Linked DNA regions of Homo sapiens: region 1 is linked to region 2. The links are chromatin contacts, found by Hi-C in ENCODE. All regions are on one chromosome and are shown on one strand. The core of a region is the stretch at or near the end of the contact, and the rest is flanking DNA. Distances in the headings are between cores, read along the strand shown. Region 1 overlaps AIG1 (androgen induced 1). Region 2 has its middle 170 kb from the start of ADGRG6.

The links. A loop is a pair of places that touch in the nucleus more often than their neighbours do. Pooled maps may share reads with other maps.
Region 1: a pooled map shows a loop between it and region 2 (6-fold over the local background). The contact joins two enhancer-like sites. A Hi-C loop is called at or near these places in 2 of 37 single-sample maps with no recorded cell type and 4 of 50 pooled maps.

Annotation. Positions count from the first base shown.
Region 1 is chr6:143,234,839-143,237,538 of GRCh38, forward strand. The region is part of intron 3 of AIG1 (androgen induced 1); the gene reads left to right. Among named protein-coding and RNA genes, the nearest start is that of AIG1, 180 kb to the left of the region's middle. Within about 2 kb of position 1,438, at least 2 of the 41 ENCODE cell types and tissues checked have a DNase peak (open chromatin) inside an H3K27ac peak, as active enhancers do.
Region 2 is chr6:142,473,268-142,475,967 of GRCh38, forward strand. No RefSeq gene overlaps it. Among named protein-coding and RNA genes, the nearest start is that of ADGRG6, 170 kb to the left of the region's middle. Within about 2 kb of position 1,369, at least 3 of the 41 ENCODE cell types and tissues checked have a DNase peak (open chromatin) inside an H3K27ac peak, as active enhancers do.

The DNA of each region.
Region 1 (2,700 bases), core at 188-2,687, 760 kb after region 2:
CATGACTCATGGTGGATATCCCATGATACATAACATGAGCAAACGCTACTTGGGAGATGAGGATGAAATGAACTCCAATCAGATTGTCTTGGAATGTGGCAAAGGGATTATTCCCTCTGAGTTAAATGCACTTCCCTTCCTGGGGCGGGGGTGGAGAGGCCTAATCATTACTACATAGCCCTGCATGCATGCATGTATTTATTCATTCATTCATCTGTCATTCATTGAAGGCCCACTGAAAGTTAGATGATGTGGTAGGAGGTAGGGATTTAAAGATGAACAACAGATGACAAGCTGAAATTCTAGTGGCAGAGTGGAAAATGGTGACATACAACCTAAGGTGGTAGGCTATGCCCCGGGTGCTGTGGAAACTCAGAAGACAGGATTTTTCATCAAATGAGATGCTTTGAGGACTTTATTCCATGCAAGTTTTTTTTTTCCTAAATAGAATTTAGTATTTCCTTTCATCATTGCTGGTCTCTGTGAGGACATACGTGTTTCTGTAACACTGGAAGAAGGAAAAACATCTGAAATTTGTATAGATACCTTTTCGCTTTGTGGCATGTGGTCATATTTTATAGAATAATGGCAGGGAAGGTATGTGGGAAATGTACATATCTACAGGACTTTTCTGACCTGAAGCTAAACCTGTGCATGAGAAGGGGAGTACATCAAAGAAGCTTCTGGAATGGAAAATGGTGGCCTTTTTCTGCTAAATGCCTCCCTGGCATGCCATGTTCCCAGGCTCCCCATCTCACTCTCTTCTCCCCTGATTCATTTGTAGGGGAAGAAGAAAAGTCTAGGTTCCTGGCTGAGGCCCCTATAACAAAGATAAATAAACAACAGAAAAGGATACCGTTGTATTTAGGTTTTACGTGACATGGATGCCTTCCTAAGGTAAAGGAAGACCTGAAGAAACAGGGAAACCATGTATTTTTTATGCTAGGTTTAACACAGAAGTGGATAGTTATGAAGTATAATTGGACTAAAAAGTGTGATCTACTGATAATAAACTGGAGGAAATCCTGTTTTTTCCAATTCTTCTCTTCAAAGATAAAGATGCTTCTTTCCTCTGGATCTAGGGAGGGCACCTCTCCAATGAGGGTCTCCCAAGCTTTGCTTCAAAGAAGGTAGGGCAGGGAAGGGAGGAGATGAGAAGACCTTCCTACTTCTGCCATTTTCCCAAATTCCTTCAGCTTAAAATATTTTCGGGTATATATACTGAACCCCATCACATTTTTATTTTCTTGTATTTAATAAGCCCCAAAAATGTGAGGTTTTATTTGACCAGGATATCTGGTTTCTGTTTCCTTTAATCCTGGGAAGCCTTCTTGGGCCTTACGAGTTGTGCCAGTTCTCATGAGTTGAGCGCATACGGCTGGTGTCCCTCCTGGTGACCTTCGCAGCCATCTGGGCTGGGGCCTGTGTCTGTCCGGCTCAGCCCAGCGGGGCAGGGCCTCTGCCGTGAGTTTGCAGATGCCTCATTCGGACTCCGAGTCTGTGACTCACGCCATCTGTTGGTAATTTGTCGTTGTTCTGGAGTCAGGAGTTTTCAAAGGATTCAGTCTTTGGTGTCCCTTCACAGGTGCACTGCCTGTGATTTTCTGACACCCTCTTGCCATCCGGCCTATGGCCAGAGCCCAGCACTGAGTCAAGCTACTGTGGATATAATGATGTTGTTCTTTGCACTTTAGAGAGCTTCACACCAAGTTCCTGCCCCCTTCTGAGCGAGTCACACTCTTTATGGGACTTGTTTGAAGTCCAGCCAAGCTGGCAACCGTGGGGTTCCACTTTTACAACCTCTAGCAACAGTAGGCTCCAGTCCTTTGTGTCACCGTGCCATCTGCTTAGCTTTTTTCCTCTTCAAACTGTAAGCAAAATGAGCTACCTAAACCAAAAAACGCCACCCCCCAACTAAAACACATTTGCATCAAGTCAACCTAAATGACACTGCTTTGTTTGCTCTAAACCACATGTATAAAAGAATTTCCATACTTCCTTAAGAAATTTTTTTCACCAAAAAAATAGACAACCATAGTAGCAATTATATTTTTTCTACACACCAGGCACTGTGCTACATGTTTTATGTTCATGATTCCATTTTATTCTCACAGAAACCCAGTGAAGGAGGTATTATCACTATCTTGGTTTTTTTGCATGTAAGGAAATTGGGGCTCAGACAAGTTAAATAACTTACAATGAGTATGCTACCGGTAAGCAAGGCATCTAAATCTAAACCCCACTGCCTGGCTCTACAGCACAAGAGTTTAACTGTTTTGTATACTGCACCCACTCCTTGATATTAATAATCTAATGCATTGAAGTTCAATGCCTTTAATTAATTTTTCAGTCCTTAAACATAGTGTCACACATCCATTAGCAATCCCCATCTATCTATCCAACAGATATTTTTGAGCATCTACTGTGTGCCATGTACCATGCTGGACCCTTGTCTCTTGAAGCTTATAATGTAGTTGAGGCTACAATTTATTCTATAATGTCTCATGAAGAAGTCTTGTCTCATGAAGCTTATAATGTAGTTGAGGCTACAATTTATTCATTTAATAAACCTTTATAAGGAACATACGGTATGCAGGCATTATGCTAGGGACTGGGGCTATGAAGTCAAGAAAGATACCATCTCTCTCAACTAATATATGATAAACTCACGATTAAACTTGAAATCAGAAAAGCAGGATA
Region 2 (2,700 bases), core at 119-2,618:
GCAGGGGATCCACTGCGGAATAGAATCAACCCCACACCTTAATAATGTCATGGTCTAGTGGTGAAAGCAGGTAATGACAATACAAGGTGATTAGAACCATAATATCAAGGAGCTTTGGATATGATATTTGATGGTATTAAGGCATTATTAATTTTGTGATGTGTGATAATAGCATGGTGATTATGTTAAAACAACCCTTATTGATTAAAGACTCAATTCATTTTCTATTGCCACCATAACAAATTACCACAAAACTGACGACTTAGAACAGCACAAATTTATTCTCCTAAAGTTCTGAAAGTCGGAAGTTTGAAAGAAGTCTCATAGGTCTAAAATAAAGACATCCACATGGCTGGTCCTTCTAGAGGCTCCAGGTGTGAATCCATCCTTGGCCACTTCCAGCTCCTGGAAGCTGTGGCCAAGATTCCTTGACTGGTGACCACATCATTCCAGTCTATTTCCATTGCAAGTGTCACATTGCAGGTCTCTGATTTTGGTCTGCCTGCCCCTTCTTCTAAGGATCCTTGCGATTACATGGGTCTCTCCTAAATCACATCTAGGATGATCCCCCATCTTAAAGTCTTTAATCACATCTGCTGATGGGTTATATAAGGTCTCCTCTTCACAGGTACTTTATCTTAGATGGGGGGTGTTGGGAGGACACTTTTTTTTTTTTTTTGAGACGGAGTCTCATTTTGTCGCCAGGCTGGAGTGCAGTGGTGCAATCTCGGCTCACTGCAAACTCTGCCTCCCGGGTTCAAGCGATTCTCCTGTCTCTCAGCCTCCCGAGTAGCTGGGACTACAGGTGTGCGCCACCACGCCCGGCTAATTTTTGTATTTTTAGTAGAGACGGGGTTTCACCACGTTGGCCAGGATGGTCTCGATCTCTTGACCTCGTGATCCTCCCGCCTCGGCCTCCCAAAGTGCTGGGATTACAAGCGTGAGCCACTACGCCCAGCTGGGAGGACACTTTTTGAACAGGAAAGCAGAAATGCTTATCAGATGTAATGGTTTTCGAAGTTATTGCCTTAGAGTTTCTCTAGAACAATCCATATTTTATAGGACACAATTGTAGCCCAGAGGAAAATCTCACTTTGTAGCAACGTATCTTGGCTTCTAAGAAAAAAAAAAAGGCCCACAAGGGTTTATTTTAAAATATGGTGAGGGAAATCTTGCTTTTGAAGAACCAGGCCTATAGCTAGTGGACCTGGCATTTTCCCAGGGTTTCTGGACTCTCACAAGCTCACAGTTCATAAGTTCTCTGAGGAAGGATTTCCACCTCGCCATAGGCCCAGCCGTCTCCCCTTCCCTCTAGCTGAGGACCGGAGTGTCCGCAGGGCGGCGCCCAGCGCCGGGGTTTGGTTCCTTTTACCTCCCGGTGCCTCTGTTCCTTAGCTTCCAGCCTTTCTTCTCCCTGGCTTGCTTGGCTTTCTCAGGTGAGGGTACATATTTCTTTTGTCATTTTGCACAGAAAATGTAAACGTTTCCTACTCTAAAAAGATCACCTTTAAAATTTGCTTATAACAACAATAAGATATTCCCACAATTTTTTTTCTCTAAATGCTATTACTGCAATATAAAAACAAAAAAGGAACAAGTTCCTGAAGGATTTCATTTTCACGGATGCAACTGTAATTATTCATGTGACCAGAAGATGGCAGTACAGCATTAATAACAGTGGCGCATCCCTTAGAACAAAATGGCTTATTCAATTTTTTGGAGCTTGGTAGACCTAGCTACTAAACAAATATTAACGGATCTGCTACTAAGTGCAAGGGTCTTCTGGGTTGCATTAGTTAATAAAAGAGACAAAAGCTGCTCTAATGGAGGGTGCTAAACTAAACTTGCAAGCACAATTAAGAAGAGAGAATTGTCCCAGTCTTGTCTTTTAAAATTTCATCTCACTGCTCCTCATTCATTGAAAGTCACATTTCTGAGAGAAAATATTATAGCAAAAGGAAGGAAGGAAAACAAAATACAACAAAATTCTCTTATAAATGAAGATACTTTAAAAAGGCAAAGTGACTTGCCCAAACACACTGGTAATGATTAGCTCCAAGTCTGTTGACCAATATTTTCTCTATCCGTGGTACCACACTGATTCTCGAAATCACAAATTCAGGGATTAAGAATGCCAGTCCTTGCCCCATCACTGACCCCTTTGTGGGATCTTAAGCAAATTATTTAATTACTTTTATGTAAAAAGTAAGGCATTGGACTAGGTAAGTTCAAGCATTTTTACCAAGGGAATGTTTTTTCCTTTTTTTCTTTTTAAGACTCTTATTCAGAAGTTCAAAACCTAAAATAATAAAGGAAAATGCTAGAGTTGAAAGAGACGTTTTCCTCTTGAGTTTCCTCCTTTCTCCCCTAGAATCTTAGGTTTCCTCAGAGCACAGTTTGTAAACTATCAGACTGGGTGATCTTGTAAACACCTTTCAGCTCTGAATATTCATTATCCCTCAAGTTCATTGAATTAATTGTGAGATAGCAATACCCTCAAAAGTGATTACTGTTTGGTAAAAAACAAAAGCAACAACAACCAAAAAAAAACTAAATCCTGAAGATGATGACAAACTGGAATAGTCAATTGTTAAGAACAAAGAGAAACTGACTTTTAAAGCATTTTCAATATTTTTCAACACGATGCCTCTGAATAATGACATTATCTTCATGCTTTACAGGGCCCTTAAACACACTCAG